2 separate regions of the Homo sapiens genome follow, and region 2 is linked to region 1. The links are chromatin loops, found by intact Hi-C in ENCODE. Cell type or tissue: PC-9. All regions are shown on one strand. Links, peaks and the distances in the headings refer to the core of each region. The heading gives the core; the rest is flanking DNA. Region 1 overlaps ZNF385B (zinc finger protein 385B). Region 2 overlaps ZNF385B (zinc finger protein 385B).

The links. Peaks named below come from ENCODE experiments on the same cell type or tissue, not always from the same donor. Only the 100,000 strongest peaks of a DNase experiment are listed, where the experiment ranks them.
Region 2: it touches region 1 in a loop (6-fold over the local background); 2 of 110 quality-filtered maps call a loop at or near these places.

Annotation. Positions count from the first base shown.
Region 1 is chr2:179,705,200-179,716,916 of GRCh38, forward strand. All of the region lies in intron 3 of ZNF385B (zinc finger protein 385B), which reads right to left. Among named protein-coding and RNA genes, the nearest start is that of MIR1258, 150 kb to the right of the region's middle. In PC-9, for the core only: no CTCF peak of the experiment used is centred there; a DNase peak (open chromatin) is centred at 6,362.
Region 2 is chr2:179,608,100-179,619,816 of GRCh38, forward strand. All of the region lies in intron 3 of ZNF385B (zinc finger protein 385B), which reads right to left. Among named protein-coding and RNA genes, the nearest start is that of MIR1258, 250 kb to the right of the region's middle. In PC-9, for the core only: no CTCF peak of the experiment used is centred there; no DNase peak of the experiment used is centred there.

The sequences.
Region 1 (11,717 bases), core at 1,925-9,924:
CCTGGGCCCCTCTCAATGAGTACCACTCATCTCTGGGCTAGGAGTGGGTTCCTGTCCTCATTGCTCCTCAATTATACCTTAGGACTACTAGTTCTCACTCTGTCTGTAAACACAGTTTATGTTAACAGGCCATATCTTCTTCCATCCTTCCTTGTTTCTGGTTTCCAAAGACTTACCAAACATTTGTTTCCAAGACTTTGGTGTTGGGTTCACCATCTTTCTCACCACCCACAAAACCATCAGTATCCTACATGATTTCAACATCCACATGGGCAGCCCATTTCATACTCTCAGGTCCTTTATTGAAGAAAAATTTGAGGAATTTCAGAGACTCAACTTCACCTCACCTGTCTATTCTCTAGATCACCCTGGGCTGTGGTAACCCCTAGAAACTTTTGCTCTTTTCTATTTTACCTCATCTTCCTATTCTTTTCCCTTAGACATTATGTATGTTCTTTGACCTCAGTAAGAGAAATGAAGAAGATGAAACCGACCAAGGGTTAGCACACTTTGTCTATAACAGATCAGAGAGCAAATATCTTAGGCTTTGCCAACCTATTGTTGCAACTACTCAATTCTGCCATTCTAGTGCAAAAGCAGCCACAGAGGATGAATACTAAACCAATAGGCAAGTCTGTTCCAATAAACTTGATGTACATACATAAGCAGTGAGTTGAGTTTGGCACACAGGCTATAGTTTGGTGACCACTGAAACAGATCATGTTCTTCCCTCTCTCTGTCCCCTTTCTCCTTATCTATTGATTCCTAATCCTCCTTTTAGTCCCTACCTCCAGCATTCTTTCATTGTACAGCAGATGCTCCTGAAAGCAATAGGTTAACCCTAAGAATGGCCCTATGGTATAAAAAGAATGTGTGTTTGCAATTCCAAGCAGAGAAATCTGGAAGTGGCCAACCCAGAGACTCATTTCTTATTTACGGGGAATACCAGACCTCGGTTGATCCCATGGAATTCAGTCTGTACAAGGGATCAAGTCCCCTTTTTGGGTTAAATGAAGGTTGCCAGGTAGAGGTTTTTGTAGAGGTTTTGCTAGGGAGAGGATGCTAAGTGAAAATGCCATATAAACTTGCATGTTTTTTACAAGCGGTAGCAGTTCTCCTGTCCAGCTCACTGCCACTGGAGTCCCCTGTATGTAAGTCCCCTCAATAAACACTGGGTCCTCTTGACCATGGTGCCATCCCTATTTGAAGTCAATAGGGGTTTGGCATAACAATTGACATGACAACTAGGGCATCAAAGAAAATCCTATGAGCATCAAGATGATGGGATTGGGGAAGGGGAAATCCATGGGGCAAATCCTGGGCTGGCCATCCATGTCTATGTGGGTCTCTGTCTCTGCCTGCTTTCCATCCATCAAGGACAACAGCTGCTGTCCTTGATGGTTGGTTCCCACCGCATGAGTACAGGGATGCCCTGAAAACACTGAAGGTTCAGAAAGAGCTGTTACAGGGGTTGAAACTGACTGAGCAAGGGTCAGATGCCTGAGTAGTGGCAACTGTGGTTCACTGGCTGTTTCTGACTGCACTCTGAGCAGTCACTGAAGCTGAGCTTGCAGCATAGGTGGGGATTGGTCAGTTACAAGATGAGCTATGACTAGAAAGAGATGCCAGATTAGCTCAGGCTGAAACATCAGAGACCTTGCTGTCTCACCTATGGACACGGGATGACAAAATGGAGACCCTGGCTTGTTGGGTAGCCTGTTTGAAGGGTTGCTGACCCCCACAGCAATGAGTTAGGGCTATTATGACTAAATCATCCTGGGACCCCAAGATACCTGGGACCCCCATGATGTGCTATCAGTGGGGAGAAAAGAGAGGGGTGAGATGAGCCCATAAAGGTTCCTGTCCTAGCTGCACATCCAGTAGTCACCATCAAGATAAAAGCTGATCAGCTGCACTTACAGGGGGTAACCCCATAAGACTTGCCCGCATCTAAAAGACGGCAGCACACTACAATGCAGTACTGCACGCCCGTGGAATTAGTGGAGCTGCGAAATAGGTTCAGGAAGAAGGGAAGAGAGTCTATTGTGGTGGCTTCTCCATCTATGGGACATGGGGGCGGAGAGTATTATACTCTCCAGACTCAAGATGAGTTAAAATGGCATCCATCACAAACCACCTGGCCCTGAGGAAGCACCTCTATGATGCCAATAATGAGGACCAGCCATCCCCCTCTTAGCTGAGTGGCTGTGGGCTGCAAGGAAGCCTGGCTAAATGAGAGCAACATCCTCACATCTCCTTTGTAATTACAGACTATGGAGGAATTGCAGGACATCCCCCAAGAATTAGAGATGAAGCATGCTATCTATGCTGGGCATTACCAAGCTCCAATGAGCTTTTCACTGCCAGCATGAAAGACACTATCTTAGTTGGCACCCAACCAATAGTATAGTTCACCAGTGTCTATCCTAAGTGCCCTGGTAGGACAGCCAGTGTCTTGGGCAGCCCAAGCAGCCCCCAACTTAGGGGAAATGGAGAAACTGCATAGGCACAGGGTATGCGCTGCCAGCAAGAAAGACAAAGGAGCCAAAGGAAAGGAGACAGCTAAAGGATCCACCAGGGTGGTCTGGCAACAAATGTGTTATGACCTGGTAGTGGCAGGGACACCTGCTGAGAAAATAGATAAACAGCCTAATGCTTTTCTGGTCAGACTGGGGCAGAAGCTCAAGCCAGAACAGTGGATCGCTAAGGAGCCTCAAGTTCAGCCCACTACCCCTTCTGCAGAGGAATAGCAGGCACCAACCCGTTAGACTAGGATGAAGGCCAAGGCTCCAGAATCTCAATAAGAGCAGTGGTTGCCAGGGTGTCCAGGGGTCAGAGGCCACAGGTGGAACTAGCTACATATTGGTCACCTAAGAATAGGCAGATTGTGCATGCCCTTACTGGATACTGAAGCTGATATGGTTTGGCTCTGTGTCCCCACCCAAATCTCATCTCAAACTGTAACCCCTAGAATCCCCACATGTCGAGGGAGGGACCTGGTAGGAGGTGATTGGATCACAGGGGTGGTTTCCCCCACGCTGTTCTCTTGATAGTGAGTGTTTGACAATTCCTCCTTCACATGCTCTCCTCTCTCCTGCTGCCTTGTGAAGAAAGTACTTGCTTCTTCTTTGCCTTCCACCCTCCCCAGCCATGTGGAACTATGAGTCAATAAAACCTGTTTCCTTTATAAATTACCCAGTCTTAGGTAGTACCTTTATAGCAATGTGAAAACAGACTAATACAAGAGCCAAATGCACTCTCACACATGGTGACCTTCATCATCAGTTCCAAGGGCCTATAATAGCAATAGATGGTTAGGGAGGGTGGCTGTGATCAACAGGTTCAACTAGCATTGTAAGTGGGAAGACCGCTACCAAAACCATATTTAGTATACATGGCTCTCATCTTGGAATACCTCTTGGAAATTGATAACTTATCAAGTCTGACTCTCTAAACAATGGGCCTGGGAATTCAAGTGAGAGTTAGGATGGTGAAGCATGGGATTCAGGGAAATGTGAAATGGACACTGTAGTACAGCTGCCAGTCCCATGGTGAAGAGTGGCACTGAAACAATACCAATACTCACTGCCAGGCAGGTGAGGGGGCATGATGGAATCACAAGGATTGTTAAGAATTTAGGCATTATAGGGCCAGAACATACCCCAAACAAAACAGCCCTGTATGGCCCCTGTGGAAGCCTGATGGGACATGGAGAACAATAGTAGATTACTGGGAATTAAATAAGGTGGTCTCTGCAATGTATGCAGCTGTTTCCAATACTGCCTCCCATCTGATGATAAGAGAGGCGTTTGGCACATACCATTTTGTTGTAGATTTAGCCAATGCCTTCTTCAGCATCCCCCTTGCCCCAGAGAGTGAAGACCAATTTGCATTCACCTGGGAAGGAGAACAATGAACCTTTATCATCTTGCCCCAGGAATATTTACATAGTCCCTACTATCTGTCTTAGCCTAGTGGCCACAGATCTCAGCGGATGAACCACCCTGAGCGGGTATGTGTTTCTGTTACACTGATGACATCATGCTAACTTCTGAGTCTTTTTCCAGCTTACAAACTGCAGCCCCCACCTTGCTGTTTCACTTGGTCAGTAAGACTAATGTTGTTCTGTCTGCCATTATGGGTAAGGTATAGGCCTCCTTTAAGGGACTCACCAGGTGGCCACTGCAATAGGAAGCTCAGGATTGTAAAACTGAATGGTAGTAGGGCACCCCCTTTGGGGTGCTGACACATGGAAGGACATTCCCCATTATATCCAGGGCATGCATATAACAGTCTACCATGAGGATGCCCACACTGCATCTACACCACCTGGAAATCAACAGGCAGATGAGCTAGCCTGCATATGTCTTCTTGAGGAAGTTCCCACAGAAGACGTGGCCCATTGGCTACATAAGATGACACTGGGGACAATGTACCCTTTGAGCCACAGTGAAGAACTGGGGCCTGCTACTACTAAATAAAAACATAGTAGGTGTCTGACAGTAATGTTCTACTTGTGCACAGGGAGGCCTCCAGGCCCTTGCCACATGATAGGCACAGATCACTTGGGGCCAGAGCCCAGTGCAACAGTGGCAGGGAGACTACCTAGAACCTTTGCCTCTACCTGATTGCTATGCCTTGACTTGTGTGTACACCTGCACAGAGCTACTGCAGGCATATCCCAGCAAGCATGCCACACAGAAAAGTACCATAGTAGGACTAGTGCAGCTGTGTGTGACCTACGGCATCCCCACGGATTTCAACAGTAACCAGGGCTCACACTTTACCAGACACAAAGTGCAGGAATGGATGGAGGCCCTGGATATTCACTGACATTTCCACCTGCCACACAATCCTACAGCAGTGGGGCTGATTGAATGGATGAACGGACTGTTGATGCAACGACTCCGGAGAAGATGTGTTCTCTGGCTCTGTGGATGGACATGCCACTTACCAGCAGCTACTTGTACCCTGGATGAACATGCATGTCTCATCACCCCAGCGCTTACACTCTCCTGACACAAGGACTAGATGCCACCCTTGGGATCCAGGTAGACAGTTTGAGGGACAGTATACCTTTGCCCCAACCTGGGACTCAAGGAAACCTCTATTGCCCTTGCCACAGGACTACCTACCCAGGAGCACATCATTAAATGGCCCTGGAAATAGCAAACCATTCCCCAATCGTATGGTACTTCCACTCCATGGAGGAAGGGCCTAGAACAGAATATACAGATCACATCTATTTTACATCCTACTCCCCGTCGTACGATTAAAATAATGAATGTTAGTCCTCCCTTGTGCAAGAGGACTGTCATCCTCCCATTACGGAACATTTTAATACTTCCATTGTCTTATTCTGTCCTCCTACCATGTGCTGAAGAGCGGGGGCCAGTCCATTTGGTATTGTAATCCAGGCACCAGGCTGCTACCAGTGGTGTTGGTCTCAAAATGACAGAACTTCTTGTGTCTTGTTAAATGGCCATGACTTGCCCTTTCTTGTACCCACTAAACATCTCCCCGTCCACCCATAGACGGTGTGGTGTGCAGCAAACCTCTTCACCGACTGAGCACAGATGCTGGTCTCTCCCTATAACAAACAGACTGTTGTGACTGCAGAGAGCTGCCACTCTCTTCCATCACAGGCCTGCTCCAAGCACCTCACCTGAGTACCTGGAGCCACTTCTGTACTTAGTATAATGACCCTCATCTATTTCCCTTTAGTGACAATTGCACCTCGTGTAGTGAGTTTCCCACCATCAACAAGATGAGACAACATATTTTCCTCCTAGTATGGAAGCAAGTTAATGTTACCCCCACTGTGGGGTAGGCTGTACATGATGGGACAGGGTGGATAATGGCAGAGCAGATACAGGTAGTGGGATGTGCACCATTCTTAGCAAAATCACATGGCCCTGGACATCTTAACTGCCGCCCAGGTGGAACCTGAGCAATAATTAACACCAAATGTGATATATCTATCACTGATTTACTCTCGCAATGTAACCCAAGCCATGCAGGCCCTAGGTATACATATTCCTGCTATAGAATCTCTGTCTTGCAGCCCTATAACCATGTGGTTTAATCAATTCCCCAACACTTGACAAAACTTTCTAAGACTATTATTATATACGTTATTTTTTTCTGTTGTTGTAGTTTGTATTGCTGCTGCAATGTCTGACTGCAATGCTCCTCTTTATATACCTGGCCCCAGGGAAATAGTGGAAGAATGACATGAAAAGAATGTGAGGTCCATTCGAGGGTATGCTGGGGTGGAATGTACGGCAGATGTACCTGATAGCAAGAGTTTAACTTAAGCATATGCGGAGAATGACTCCATGGTATAAAAAGAATGTGTGTTCAGAATCCAAGCTAAAGAATCTGGGAGTGGCCAACCCAGAGATTCATTCCTTATTTATCAGGAACATCTAAATCCCGGCCCATCCCATGGAACACAGGCTATAGAGGGAATCAAGGCCCTTTGTTTTGGGTTAAATGAAGGTTGCCAGGTAGAGGTTGCTAGGGGGAGGATGCTAAGTGAAAATGGTATATAAACTGCATTTTTTTAAATAAGTGGTAGCAGTTCTGTTCCCTACTGCAAAAATGCTATATAAACTGCATTTTTTTTAACAAGCAGTAGCAGTTCTGTTCAGCCTACTGCAAAAATGCTATATAAACTGCATTTTTTTTTTTTTTTTTTTTTTTTTTACAAATGGTAGCAGTTCTGTTCGGCCTACTGCCACTGGACTGCCATGTATGTAAGTCCCCTCGATAAACTCTGTGTTTTGGTTGCCGGCTCTGGGTCCCTTCTTTGGCCTCTCAAACATGGTGCCATCCCTATTGAAGTCAATAGGTTCTGGCATGACACTCATTAACATGGATAACTCTAATGATACACTATCTTTGGTCAACATTCACAGAAAAATTTAAATCTTACACTAATTCAACTATTACATTCTCTACTTCTGGGTTGCTAAGTTTTGTTGGATAAAATTATGCTTTCTCCCACTGATAATACTATGATTTCTAGTCTCCAATCCCCAATCTTCAAAATTTCATAGTAAACTTTCTACATTTTCTTAATCCATGTTCTCTTCAATACTCCCTGGTAGCAACTTCAAACCATTTCCACTTTTCTCAAGAATTCTACCCTACTACTAGCCTCCTTGTTCATGCACGAAACAGAATATGTTAAACTCCCTAAGCATTCTGGAGTGAGTAGCACTATCCACAGCCAGTTGTATAAGCCCGAAATACAGACACCGTCCTTGATATCTCCTCTTTTCACCATGGCTCTCATCTTCTTCTTCAATAGGCTCTGTTGCTTTTGTTTCTCTAATCTGTCTTGAATCTGTCCCTTTCCATCTCCACCACCACTAGTGTAGTTTCATCCAGGTACTCATTGCTCAGAGTGAAATCTCAGGACAAGAATCGCCAGCATCACTGAGGGCTTGTTAGAAAGGCAGATTCTCAGGCTTCGTATCTGATGTACTAAATCAGAATTTGCACTTTAACAAGACCCCCAGATGCTTTATAGGAACATTAAAATTTGAGAAGCATCTCTCCTAATAGTCTCCTACTAACTTTTCTTGCCCTCCCTTCAATCCATTGTGTAGACAGTCCTCAACTTATAATGGTTTGGCTTATTAACACAATATTTAGACTTTGTTATGGTGTAAAAGTGAATCACGTTCAATAAAAGTCATACTTCAAATTTTGACTTCTGATCTTTTTCTGGGCTAGTAATATGCAGCACTATACCCTTTCGTGAGGCTGGGCAACAGCAGTGAGCCACAGCATCCAGTCAACCACGTGATCAGGAGGGTAAACAACCCACACTCCACAGTGGACTGTGTTGCCAGATGATTTTACCCAACTGTAGGCTAATAAAAGTGTTCTGCGCATATTTAAGGTAGTCTAGGCTAAGATATGATGTTCAGTAAGTTAGGTGTATTAAATGCATTTTCAACTTACAATATTTTCACCTAAGATGGGTTTTTGGGGATGCAACCTCATCCTAAATCAAGGAACATTTATATTTTCAAGAGTGGAAAATAGGATAAATGCATTGGATGAAATGGATTTAGTTCTTACCTATATTTACCTCTCCTACATCATTTCTGACTCCTGTTCCTCTCTCTCGGCTCCAGCCACGATGGTCTTCTTTAGTTCTTCAAATACATCATCACACTTTCTCCTTCTCCTTAGAATGCGTATTTCTTTTTTCAACTAGTTAGCTCCTATTTAATCTTCAATCTCAGCTAATTTCCTCTCTGACCACTATAACTATTCCCTCTCCCTGTAACCTAGACTCATTCTCCCTGCTATTTATTCTAATTTTTCCCTAGGTGCTTTCTTCACAGTACCTATCACATAATTGCATGATTATTTGATTAATATTGGCTGCACCCATTTCACTGTAAGCTCCATCAGGGCAAGGTCCAAATCTGCTTTACTTACCATGTATCTTCACCGCCTAACATAAGGCTTGGCACAAAATAGGTTCTTAATAAGTATTAATGATTGACTGAATAAATGCATGTTATAAAAGCCTCTAGTTGGGTAAGGAATGGGATTAGATGAATCCTAAGTGTTATCTAAAACACTGAGCTGTGTGTTTCCTGCTTAACTCATAAATCTTTATATTGGTCCACTCACAGTGTAAGAATTTTCTTGTAATTCCAGTCCCCTATTTTTGCCCTATATAAGGTTAGGACATACTAATTTTCTTAATAATCTAGCCTCCAGAATAGATATCATAAAATAATATTCCTTGATAAATACTTATCATGTCAGGAAAGGTTCTAAGCAAAATGGGTACAGTGGTAAACATTTGAATGTTGGAAAGTCAAGCAAAATGCCAAGTCAGTTTACTCTGCCCTGCAGAGAGCCATGCCCAGTCAGACAAACCTATGAAGAACTGAGCTACTTAGAAAGTCTAAGGCATAGGAGGAGGAATAGGAAGGACCATGGAAAAAGTAAGGGGCTGGAATAATACCACTACAAATAATAACAATAACAATGACCAGAGTTAATATTTATTGAGTACATGTGCCAACGTCTGTTATTCCAGCAACATTATCTCAGTTAATTCCATGATACCTTCATAAGCAAGGACTATTGTTATTCCCATTTTATGTACATGGCAACTGAGGCAAAGAGCTCTTAAGTTACTTATCGAAGAATATCCAATAAGTAGGTGGTAGAGCTAGGATTTACACCCAGCAGTCAGCTTTATTTTCAACCATGCAATGCCTCCTTAACAAAGGAGATAGGTTAGGAAAGGCAGATCTGGGCAAGTGTTGTATTATACAACAATAAAAAGGCTGTGGGGTCAAAAGCTATGGCTGTTAAAAGGTTAGGGTAACAGCCAGAAGAATCACCCTTAGGAAGGTTAAAATTTAGGACAACATCTATGATCCTTCCCAAACCTTAAATCTTCATGCTTTTAAAAAGAATTTCCTGCCCAGGCGTGGTGGCTCACGCCTGTAATCCCAGCACTTTGGGAGGGGGAGGCGGGCGGATCACCTGAGGTCAGGAATTCCAGACCAACCTGGCCAACATGGTGAAAACCTATCTCTACTAAAACTACAAAAAAAAAATTAGCCAGATGTGGTGGCACTTGCCTGTAATCCCAGCTACTCAGCAGGCTGAGGCACATTTGAGCCCGGGAGGTAGAGGTTGCTGTGGGCTGAACAGCACCACTGCACTCCAGCCTGGGTAACAAAGCGAGATTCTATCTCAAAAAAAAAAAAAAAAAAACAGTTTCCTGAATGTAGAACTGTTCTAATGCTGGCAGTTTTGTCTCCCATATCTGTCAAAAATTTTCCTGTTTATACCTACCCCCAAACCATGCACATCCAAGTCATCTGTTATTGCTGACAAAATTAAACACATCTATACACATGCAAGCCATTAAGACAAATAACCTCACTCACTCACAAATAACCTAATTCTAACTCTCAGGAGAATAAGGATAACTTTTATGTGATAACAGCTCATGCCAAATCCTATACTCTTAGTACTACTTGAACCCTCCCCCAAACTGCCCATGTCCCACCACCATAGGTGATGACTTCCAAATTCACATCTCACTTGGAACCACTGATAATCCCAGAGTCCATACCCCACCTCTGATTTCTTAACTTCCAGATATTTGCTCTTTAGTCTAAATGTCTAAGATGTCATATACAGAGTAAACAACCACAAACCACAATCATAATATTAGAAGTGTGTTTGCATGAGGATTGTAGGTAACTCCAGAAAAAGGGATTTACTGAGAAAGCACTGGGACCAAAAATAACATTTACAGCTGGTTCCATGAGTTAAGAATGTATGCTAATGAATATCCCATACCTCGATATTTATAATAAGTTCAGAGTCTACTGCAGTGAACATGTAATAAAATCTAGGACATATGAACACAATTTCTTTGCCCTGTGTGATAAAATACTAAATTAAGGTTGATATATGCAAAATACCCTTTTACTTTATAAGGGTAAATTAATATTTACCCATTATAAAATAATGATAAATGCCCATCATAAATAAATATTAAACTATTAAATAATGTTAAATAAATATTAAGTTTTACTTTATGATGGGTAAATGACTATTCATTATTTACCCATCATAAAGTAATGATAAATACCCATCATGAATAAATATATATTGTTAAATTTTGCTTTTATTCTTCCTTTCATTAAAAATGTGGGAGTGGTATGCCCATTTAAATAATTTATGCCTGTATTTTGTCTGCTTTTCAATATCGTTGAATTCCATGGCCCATAATAGCTACATAATGCAATGCAAGGCATAATAAGGACCACCTCAAACATTTTGTCTAACACTCCATCAATCCTAGCAAACACATGATTTTGTTAAGTTCAATGGGTTGTGTTTATCTTCTTGCTTTTGAGGAGTTGCATTTGGAGACATCAGTCACTATTTTTTTTATCCTTACCAAATTCATCTAAAGAACTGAGCCAGTCAATGCTCTAGTGACAAATAGGCCCAGAGAAAAGGTTTAAGTAAGAGGAGAGGCATCATGAAATTCTCATTTTGGCTTAAATAATGGTTTTCATAATAGAGTAGGTCATATTTTTTCATTCTTAAAATCTCAGTTGTGAAGAAATATGTCTTCAATAAATCTTACATGCTTATAAATCTATGTGTAATCCCTGACCTATTTTCCATTTTCTGTTGTAGTTCTATTACAGGGTAATCTAGACAGTTTCCATATTTTCTTGGGAAAATGCTTTAGAGGCACTAAAAAAACTTGAGTTAGATTATGTTCATAAAAATGTTGCATATAAATTATGTATCTGATTTACTTAAAAATTGTGTAGCAAACAGTATATTCCAAAGATATCTTGTCCCTTTTATTCCACAGTCTCTTCTAGAACCTTCAATTCTAAAAGGTAGTCTAATTCCTCTCTTTTTTATTCTGGGTGAATTGGCAAGTTGCTTTTAACCAACAGAATGTGGTAAAAGTGGCAGTGAATGTCTTTCTGAGGCTAGGTCATTAAAGGTGATGAAGCTGAGATATAAGCTGAAACACTTTGGCTTGGACCCCTGAGCCACCGTATCAACAATCAGATTCTCCTAAGGCCACCATGCAGTAAGGAAACCCACACTAGCCTGTATGAAGAGACCACATAGCTGAGACAACCTGAGCAAAACAGAGAGACATCCAGCTTGTTTCCAGCTGTTCTAGC
Region 2 (11,717 bases), core at 1,868-9,867, 97 kb before region 1:
GATGGGGTTTCACCACATTGGCCAGGCTGGTCTTGAACTCCTGACCTCAGCTGATCCACCCACCTCAGCCTCCCAAAATGCTGGGATTACAGGCATAAGCCACTGTGCAGGCCCTTCTCAGAAACTCTTAACTGCTCCCTTCTTTTTCTTTTTCTTGGTCTGCACCTGCTGTTCCACTTTCAGAGCTGGACTTAGTAATCCAGAATAGAAGGGGTGCAGAAACCATGCAGTGGTGTGAACTTCAATCTGTAGAAAGCAGGATTCAGGAGAAAGAGTTTGGTGGAAATCTTCCTTGCCAACTGTGTGCAGAAGGAGAAGTTTCACATGCAGAACAAACCCACCTGCTGAGTGACCTGCTGTGCCCCTTCCAGACTCATTTTGAAGTCATAGCCAGCACAATATTTCATCGTTTTACAGCTTCCTTTTCTTCATTTATCTTTTCCCCTATTTTTACTCTCCTGGGCTTGTGCTTCTAAATAAAATCAGAATTTTAATCTTTACCTCAGGCTCTTTTCTAGAACAGCGATTCTCAGATTTTAATGTGGATGCAAATCACTCGGGGATATCATAAAATAACATACAGATTCTGTTTCAGGACATCTGGAAATGGACCTGAGACTCTGCATTTTAACAAGCCCCTAAGTGATGACTCACTGTTGGTTTTTTACATAGCAAAGTTCTCAAAGATGAGAATAAGACAGACCTCATCACCATTACAATGTAAGTTCCTGAAGGGCCAAGACTGTGTGTGTGTGTGTGTGTGTGTGTGTGTGTGTGTGTGTGTGTGTGTGTGTGTATTTAATTTCAAATGACCTGGCTTTATTTTCTTTAAAAAAAATTTTTATGAGTACAAAGTAGGTGTATATATTTATGGGGTACATGAGATATTTTGATATAGAAATATAATGCCTAATAATAATATTAAGGTAAATGGGATATCCATCACCTTGAGCATTTATTCTTTCTTTGTGTTACAAATATCTTATTATACTCTTTATAAGAGTATGATATTATTGTAAACTGTAATCATTCGGTTGTGCTATCAAATACTAGATTGTATTCATTCTATCTAACTACATTTTTGTACCCATTAACCATCCCCACTTCCCCTCCCCAACCCTACTACCCTTCCCAGCCTCTGGTGACCACTCATCATTCTACTCTCTGTCTCCATGAGTTCAATTGTGTTAATTTTTAGCTCCCACAGATATGTGAGAACATGTGACGTTTGCTTTTCTGTGCCTGGCTTATTTCACTTAATGTCCTCCAGCTCCATCCATGTTGTTGCAGATGACAGGATCTCATTCTTTTCTATGACTGATTAGTACTCCATTGTGCATTGTGTATATGTACCACATTTTCTTATCCATTAATCTGTCAATGGACACTTAGGTTGGTTCCAAATCTTGGCTATTGTGAACAGTGGTGCAATAAACATGGGAGCACAGGAAACTCCTCCATAGACTGATTTCCTTTCTTTTGGTTATATACCTAGCAGTGGGATTGTTGAATCACATGGTAGCTCTATTTTTAGTTTTTTGAGAAATCTACAAACTATCCTCCATAGTAGCTGTACTAATGTGCATTCCCACCAACAGTGTACAAAGAGTCGCTTCTCTCCATATCCTTGCCAGCATTTGTTCTTGCCTGTCTTTTGAATAAAAGCCATTTTTACTGGAGATATTTCATTGCAGTTTTGATTTGCAGTTCTCTGATGATCAATGATGTTGAGCACCATTTCATATACTTGTGTGCCATTTGTATGTCTTCCTTTGAGAAATGTCTATTCAGATCTTTTGCCCATTTTTAATCAGAATTTTTCTATAGAATTGCTTGAGTTCCATATATATTCTGGTTATTAATCCCATGTCAGATGGATACTTCGCAAATATTTTCTTCCATTTTGTGGGTAATCTCCTCACCTTGTTGATTGTTTGCTTTGCTGTACAGAAGCTTTTTAACTTGGTATGATCTCATTTGTTCATTTTTGCTTTGGTTGCCTGTGCTTGTTGGCTATTACTCAAGAAATCTTTGCCTAATCCATTGTCTTGGATAGTTTCCCCTATGTTTTATTTTACTAGTTTCATAGGTTAAGGTCGTAGTCTTTAATTCATTTTGATTTTATTTTTGTATATGGCAAGAGATAGGGGTCTAGTTTCATTCTTCTGCATATGTATATTCAATTTTCTCAGCACAATTTATTGAAGAGATTATTCTTTCCCCAATCTCTGTTCTTTGCATTTTTGTCAAAATGAGTTCCCTACAGACTTAATGGATTTGTTTCTAGGATCTCTATTCTGTTCCATTGGTCTATGTGTCTATTTTTATGCCAGTATCTTGTTGTTTTGGTTACTATAGATCTGTAATATAATTTGAAGTTAGATACTGTGATTTCTCTAGTTTTGCTTCTGTTGCTCAGGATATCATTGGCTAATCTGGGTCTTTTGTGATTTCATGTAAATTTTAGGATAGTTTTTCTATTTCTGTGAAGAATATCATTGATATTTTGCTGGGGATTGCATTGACTCTGTAGATTGCTTTGGGTAGTATGGACATCTTAACAATATGATTATTCCAATCCATGAACATGAAATATCTTTCCCTGTGTGTGTATTTGTGTGTCTACTCTTCAATGTTGTATAGTTTTCATTGTAGAGATCTTTCACTTCCTTGGTTAATTCCTAGGTATTTAATTTGTAGCCATTGTAAATAAGATTATTTTCTTGATTTCATTTTTAGATTGATCTCTTTTGGCATATAGAAGTGCTACTAATTTTTGTATGTTGATTTTGTATCCTGCAACTTTATTGAATTTGTTTATCAGTTGTACTAGTTTTTTGGTGGACTCTTTAGGATTTTCCAAGTATAAGATTATATCATCTGTAAACAAGGATAATTTGACTTCTTCCTTTCCAATTTAGACGCCCTTTCTTTTATTCTCTTGTCTGATTGCTCTGTCTAGGACTTCCAGTACTATGTTGAATAACAGTGGTGAAAGTAAGCATCCTTTTCATGTTCCATATTTTAGAGAAAAGGATTTCAGTTTTTCCCCATTCATTTTGATACTAGCTGTGGGTCTGTCATATATGGCTTTTATTGTGTTGAAGTATACTCTTTTCATATCCAGTTTTTTGAAGGTTTCTATCACGAAGAGATGTTGAATGTTATCACATGCTTTTTCAGCATCAGTTGACATGATCATATGGTTTATGGTTTTTGTCATTCATTCTCTTGATATATCACATTGATTGATTTGCGTATGTTAAACCATCCTTGAATCCCTGGGATAAACCCCACTTGGTCATCATGGATAATTTTTATCATTGTCATTGAATTCAGTTTGCTAACATTTTGTTGAGGTTTTCTGCATCCACGTTTATCAGGAATATTGGCCGATAGTTCTCTGTTACTGATGTGTCTTTGACTGGTTTTTGTATCAGGGTAATACTGGCCTCGTGGAATGAGTTTGGAAGTATTTCCTCCTCCTATTTGTTTTGAATAGTTTGAATAGGATTGGTATTAGTTCTTTAAATGTTTAGTAAAATTCATCAGTTGTCTCAGGCTTTCCTTTGCTGGGAGACTTTATTATGGCTTTGATCTCATTACTTGTTATTGGTCTGTTCAGGTTTTGAATTTCCTCATGGTTCAATCTTGGTAGGTTGTATGTGTCTAGGAATTTATTGATTTATTCTAGGCTTTCCAATTTATCAGCATATAGTTGCTGATAGTAGCCTCTAATGATCCCTTGAGTTTTTGTGGTATCGATTGTAATGTCTCCTTTTCCACCTCTAATTTTATTTATTTGGGTCTCTTCCTCCTTCCCTTTCTCTCCCTTCTTATTCTCCCCCATCTCCTCTTCCACCTCCTACTTCTTCTCCTCTTCTTGTTCTTTTGTTTAGTCTGGTGAGAGATTCTGATAAATACTGCAGTATTTCAATTGCATTTTTTAATTCCAGAATTTCTGATTCTTAATCATTTTAATTTATTTGTTAAATTTACCTCCTAGGATTCTGAATTCCTTTTCAGTGTTATCTTAAATTTCATTGAGTTTCTTCAAAACTGCTATTTTTAGTTCTCTGTCTGAAAGGTCATATATCTCTATCTCTCCAGGATTGGTCCTTGATGCCTTATTTAGTTTGTTTGGTGAGGTCATGTTTTCCTGGATGGCCTTAATGCGTGTGGATGTTTGCCAGTGTCTGGTATTTAAGAGCTAAGTATTTATTGCAGTCTTCACAGTCTGAGTTTGTTTGTATGCATCCTTCTTGGAGAGGCTTTCCAAGTATTTGAAGAACTTGGCTGTTGTAATCTAAGTTTTTGGTCTCTGCAGCCTGTCTGAATTAAGGGGCACTCCAAGCCCAGTAATGCTGTAGCTCTTGCAGACTTGTAGGGGCACTGTCTTGGTGGTCTTGGATAAGATGTAAAAGAATTCTCTGGATTATCAGGCAGATACTCTTGTTCTCTTCCCTTACTTTCTCACAAACTAATGGAGTCTCTCCCTCTCTGTGCTGAGTTATCTGGAGCTGGGGGATGGGTGACACAAGCACCACCACTGGGACTGCGCTGTGTCAGACCTGAAGCCAGCATGGTGCTGGGTCTTGCAGAAGGCCTGCAGTAACCACTGCCTGGCTATCACCTATGTTTGCTCAATGCCCTGGGGCTCTAAAATCAGCCCCAGGTGGGCTGGCGGCAAAGCCAGCCAGGCTTATGTCCTTCCCTTCAAAGTAGTGAGTTCTCTGCAGCCCTGGGAACGTCTAGAGATGCCATCCAGGAGCCAGGATCTGAGTCAGAAACCTTAGGAATCTACTTGGTGTTCTATGCTATGAGGCTGAGCTGAAAGCCAAGCCACAAGAAAAAAATCTTTCCCATTCTTCCTTTCCCTTCGCATAAGCAGAAGAGTCTCTCCCTGTAGCCATCACTGTCCTATATCCACAACAAGTATCGGCTGGCTACTGCCAATGTTCACTCAAATCTTAAGAGCTCTTCAGTGATCTCATGGTGAATGCGGCCAAGCCTGGGATTCTCCCTTCTGGGCAATGGGCTCCCCTATGGCCCAGGGAAGGTCCAGAAATGCTTTTCCAGAGCCAAACCCTGGAACTGAGGACCCAAGAGCCCTCTTGGTGTTCTACCAACTGTGGCCGAGCTGGTACCTAAGCTCCAAGACAAAGTCTCCTTTACTCTTCCCTCTCCTTTTCTCAAGCAGGAGTGTCTCTCCATAGCGACCACAGCTGGGAATGTAATGGATCACACCTGAAGCCAGCACATCTTTGAGTCTCACCCAAGGCCCATCTCTGAGTCTCACCCAAGGCCCACGGCAAGTACTACCTGGGTCACTGCTGATTATTCAGGGCCCAAGGGCTCTTTAGTCAGCAGGTGATGCATCCTGACAGGTCTGGGTCCTTTCCTTCAAGGCAGTAGGTTCCCCTTCTGAACCAGGGTGTGTCTAGAAATGTCATCCAGAAGCTAAGGACTAGAATGGGGCCTTAGGACTCTGCTTGGTGCCCTATCCTACTATGGTGGAGTTGGTGTCCAAGTTGCAAAAGAAAGTCCTCTTTACTCTTCCTTCTTCTCTCAAGTGGAGGAAAGGAGTCTCTCCAAAACTGCAAACTGCACTGTCTGTGATTGGGGGAGGGGTAGTGCAAGCACTTCCTTGGCCAACCCAGCTCATTCCTCACTAGCACCAGGACTTGCCCAAGAATTGCATTCTTGGTGACCTAGACTGCCTTTTAAGTTTATTTAGAACCCCAGAACACTTTATTCTGTGGTGGCAAGGCTTGCCAGAACTCAGCTTCTGACTGCTGAGATGTATGATTGCCCTCTGGCTAGGGCTGGTCTAAACGCTCCCTCCTTGGGCGCCAGCTGAGTTCTGCCTGGTGTTGTTTTCTGTTGTGACAGGGCAGCACTGAGTTCCAATGCAAAGTCCTATATCACTATGGTCTCCCTCCCGCAAATGCACAGATTCTCTTTCTGTGACACACGGCTGCTGCCAAGGGATGGAGGAAGGGTGGTGCTGGCTACTCAAGATTATCTTTCCTACCCTCTTCAGTGCCTCTTTCAGTGATATGAAGTTAAAATCAGGAGCTGTGATCACTCCCCGGATTTTTTGCTTTTATGAAGGTGTTTTTTGTGTGAATAGTTGTTCAATTTGGTGTTCCTGTGGGGAGAGCAACTGACGAGGGCTTCTAGTCGGCCACCTTGCTCCACTTCTGTATTTTTTTTCTCACTGTTCTATCCCCTGAATCTACAACAATGCTTGGAATGTTGGAAGTGCTCTATAGATACTTGTTGACTGAATCATAAATGAATGAATTTTCCTAGATGACTTTTAGCAGTTTGTAGTCATAATGAACATTTCTAATTTTAACATTTAAACTTCTAGGGTAAATTATATTGTCTGAAAGGGGTTTTCTGTTTTTCTGCTGATTGACAAGTAAATGTCAAATGCCAAATATAGCTATACACTTGTATTACTCCAGTATCAAGGAGGTAAAGCCAAAAGCCAATAAAATGGTAGAGTTACATTTAGAATTTGGTTGCTGGTATGAAAGCACAGATTGACAGTACTGAGGTATCTAGTTCATGAATGCTTCTGCTGGATTTCCAAAGGTCAACCCTACTCTTAAAAGCTTGGTCTTCCGTCAGGGGCTAGAGAGCAAAGAGAAGTGTGAAGTATGCTTAAGATCCATTATATCAGTAGCATCTCATATTTACACACCCAGCACTTCATTTTTCATACAATACCTTTTATTATAGAGGGTAAATGGCAGTTTTCTGCTGAATTTTAAAATAGTGCATCATGTATAATTCATAAAAACTGCCAGTAGCATCAACATCCTCCTCTGGTATTTGTCCTACTTAAGAAATGTCACATATTAGACTTCTGTGATAGGTGTTATGCCTGCTATTGGGTGCAACTGACCTTGTCCTCCTGTCCCTTCCATCACTACCAACAATCATCTGGACATTTAAGATTTTTTAGCTGACAACGTCAGCAGCTATCCTTTTCTTGTTACACTTTTACTGCTGTCATAGAGACATGGAAGCAGCTGAATAGTTTTCACATATGGAGTTCCTGAGGAAGGGATGATATTAATCATGCTAGTATATGTCACTAAATTTGTTTCTAAATGATGGCATCAAGGTCAGGATCTTGTACTTGAATCTTAAGGGATTTCCAAAGACGATAAGAAGAGTTTCTACCAGGAACTCTTATTTGGAAGTATTCTCTATTATATAGTGTTTCTTAAAGTGTGGTCCTTGTACCAGCAGGAGAAGCAATATCCCAGAACTTGTTAAAAATGCATGTTATTGGGCTCCATCCCAGACCTAACAAATCAGAAACTCTGTAGTCCATGTTTTAACAAGTCCTCTAAGTAATCCTGATGCAGACTAATGTTTGAAAACTACTTCTGTATTAGGTATTTTCCTGGTTCTAAAATAAAATAGCTTTAATGGGAAAAATCAAGGTGCTCTAGAATCTAGAGATAAACTAAATACAGGATATTCTGCACAGAAATTTTTGAAAATCTGTTATAGAACAGTGTTTTTAGAACCGGGCTTGTAAGTTATAGAACAGTGTTTTTAGCACTGGGCTTGAACTATGGCTCTGTAGAAGAGGTACTTATTGAAAATACACAAGCCTTGACCTTACCCAGACCTAGGGAATCAGACTGTCTGGGCTGGAGCTGATTTCCTGCTAAAGGGCACCTTAGATGGTTCTGAGGCACCAAGTATAAAAATAAAGTACAGCACATGTTAGTTACCATCAGTAATCTCTGGGTGATGGGACCAAGAATGATCTTTATTTTATAAACATTTTTGAATTTTCTGAGTTAGATGCAATGATCGCATATTCATTTTATAATCAGAAAACAATAATAAGACAATTATTTTAAAAGGACGATAGCATATAGAATAGTATTTAATCATCTTGGAGATCTGATAAATTGAGGAGTTTATATGTGAAGAACTCAGATCCTGGAGTAGGATTGTCTGGTTCAAATCCTAGAGGCTTACATATTAGCTGTGTAACTTCCCTTCTAAGAACCTCAGTTTCCTCATCTCTTAAGCAGAGATAGTAATAATAGTGTTTGTTTCATAGGGCTATTGTGGGAATCAAATGAGAGTACTTAGTACAATGCTTGGCACACAATGAGAACTCAAAATGTTAGTTACTAGTAATACAAGGATATCTACATTTTATGGTTTTTTATGACAGTATGTTTTATAGCTAGTCTTACTCTCCTTCTCTTTTTGAGACAGAGTCTTGCTCTGTCACCCAGGCTGGAGTGCAGTGGCACAATCTTGGCTCACTGCAACCTCCACCTCCCAGGTACAAACGATTCTCTCGCCTCAGCCTCCTGAGTAGCTGAGACTACAGGTGTATGTCACCACGCCGGGCTAATTTTTTGTATTTTTAGTAGAGATGGGGCTTTCTCTAAAAGACATATTAATCAATGAATCAATTAGGTTTGTTTTTTTCAGACAGTGTCCCACTGTGTCACCCAGGCTGGAGTGCAGTGGTGCGATCATAGCTCCCTGCAGCCTTTAACTCCTGGGATCAAACAATCTTCTCACCTCAGCCTCCTGAGTAGCTGGTACCACAGTTGCATGCTGCCAGGCCCGGCTAATTTTTTTTATTTTCTGGGAAGACAGGGTCTCGCTATGTTGCCCAGGCTCATCTTGAACCTCTGGGCCCAAGAAATCCTCCTGCCTTAGCCTCCCAAAATGCTGGGATTATAGGCGTGAGCCACCGCACCTGGCCCAATCAATCAGTTTTTATTGTAATTAGACTCCCGCTCCCCTCATCTGCCTCTTATTTCTTGCTGTGACTCTCACTCCACTCTCCCTCCTCTTTACAAAAAGCTGCATCTCAGTTCTCCTTACATTTAGTGACTACAGCCTTCATATTTCCACTTGTCCCCCTTTTAGTGTGGTGTCTGTTACCTTTGCCATTTTTATTTGATCCCCAAAGTTGCAACTACCAATTTTCTCTTGGCATTTAATAAACAGCTGCTAAATTCTCTTAAAAGTTCAGCATCAACAGCTATATGTTTGTCTTGGATATAATTAATGATTCAGTTTCTGAAGCTCTGTCAAATAGAAGACTTCTGAGTCTCCGGTTAATAATTGATTTAAAAAATATTCTTTCTGGGTTTGTAAATCCAAGGCAGGGACTGATGCTGCACCTGATGCACCCCAGCTGGGTGCTCTTGCAGTTGCTGTTTTTAGGTCTGGAGCACAGCTACGCCTTTCTTTTTCAAAGGAAGAATAGTGTGTGTTGAAAGCCTAGTACCACCTGATTGGGTTCTTTTTATTTCTCCTAGATTTAATCAGAAAATTGTAAAGCATTGAGAAAAGGAGCTTGGAAGAAAAATGCATCAACTTTCTATTTTCTGGAGTACTTTTATATTGAAAAAAAGCTTTAAGGCAGTGTTTTTCGATTTTAGTGTGCATGAGAATCACCTGGAAGGCTTATTAAAACACAGACTGGTGGGTTCCACTTCAGAGTTTATGCTTCTGTACGCCTAGGAGGAGGCCTGAAAACTGGCCTTTCTTACAAGTCCTCATGTGGTACTGATGCTGCTAGTTCAGGGACATCAATTTGAGAACTATTCTTTAAAAAATGTAGATTCAGGGGGTACATGTGCTTGTTTGTTACATGAGTATTACCTGCATACTGGTGGGGGTTGGGCTTCTAGTATACCCATCATCCAAATATTGGCCATTATACCAAGGAGGTAATTTTCAACCCTTCTAGAGAGAACTACTCTTAAAGAATGTACCCATAAGAATCTTGAGAACTTGATCCCCCTAAATAGGGAGGAAAGTTAGCATTAGCTATGCTAGGAGCCTTCTAATCACACGTTTCTCCCGTGCTCACTCTCTCTTCTTCTTCCTGATTATTATTACTCATGTCTGCCAATTGTAGCCTGAGAAAGAGGGAACAAAAGAAACATGTGATTAGAAGGCTCCTACTTTAGCATTAATAATACTAATTTTTCCTCCCTGTTTCAGGGACCAAGAAAATGATCACTCTTATACTCATTAAATTCCCAAGCCTTATCAAGGAAGAATAAAAAAACATTTTATCTGTTACCTTAGAGAGATTATCAGTTTACTAATGATTATAATTTTAGTAGCAAAGTCTAAAACTGAGCTCTACTATTGCCAACCTCTGTATTCTTGCCTACTTATTTCTCAGCCCTACATACCTTTTCATGGTCAATATCTATGGTTCATTTCCACTATAAGCTTTTGCACTTGCAGTCCCCCAGCCTTAAATGTCACTCTTTCCTGTTTATTCATATTCATAACTCCTTTCAGAACAGTTTCCTAAGATTCAATTTCCTCCAAAATGTCTAGAAACTTTGACTGCTACAAATAATTCACTTGTTTTGCTTTCCAGTTCATAGTTCCTTATCTCATTTTCTCCTATTTTCTGGTATCTTCTGGTTGATTTGTCTTATTTTTCATTTTGCCATCTTCCTGTAACCATAGCACTCCTATCTAAAACCAGGAGGTTATGGAGAGAATCAAAGCTAATGATAGCATCTCCTGTCACTGCCTGAACTTCTTGGCATGTGATGCATGGAGTAGGGGCAGCCAGGTTATCCCTAAATAGGAGAACAAGAGGAATCAGGAAAGCACTAAACTTCGCTTTGCTTGCCTCTAAGCTAAAACTTCCATGTTTCTGCTGCCAGTAGTGACAAGGTACCTCAAAAGTTCTTGGCTTCAGCAGCCCCCAGATCCTAAGCTTAAACTGCTCCTTCTTCTCTTCTACTTACAATAGACACAGTTACTATGGTTAGGAAGGTAGCACAGACAGAAGTGTAGTGGCTTTTGTTTTGCTTCAATTTTTGCTTCAGTGTTCAGCGAATATAATGCAGTTACTATGAAACAACACCTGGTCTGTTTACTAACAAAAAATTTTAAAACATGATTTAAAAAAAAGAATTAAATGACTCAGCCCCAGGACAAAACTCAACAACAAATTATCACTTCACACTCATAATTACCACAAAAATTTGAGCATGGAATAGATGCCAAATGATTCAGGCCAGACAGGTTAGATTCCTCTGCTGTGTTGATGAACACTTCAGGTGCATGAAAACATTGCATTGCTGTGAATACTGAAAACACAGCAAGGGTCTCCATGAAGCTGATAATAGCCAATACACTTATGAACTTAAGTCTTCCAAGAGAAATATACATATACAGGCTTTGTTTTATTAAAATAACTGATTCTCTCAGATTAATAGTTTTCACATTTTTATTACCTTCTTTACTGAGTCTTTTTTAACTTTCGAATTCAACATGTATACCCAATAGCTTAGGCTGAAGCTGGGGAACCAAGCCCTGACGGATTCCTGTCCTGCTCCCCCATCCAGCCAAAAACTTATGTGAGGATCTCAAAGCACCTCCTGCAAAACCTCTAGGGTTCCACACAGCAGAGCTGAAAAAGAAACAGTGATACTTTCTATCACTACAGCTTATTGATTTATAGCAAAAGTAATCACTCTAAATATTAACACACTAGAATCCTATATTTCTCCCTATGCAGTCACTGAAAAGGTAGATTTTCTTATGGGGAACGAGGCATGTTCTTACTATAAACCAGCTTGTGAACAGATACCTGTCATTTCTAAACATTTACACCTAGTTCTCTGAAGACCATTATTTCCAAACTAGGTAGTATGTGTATAAATACATAGAAAATA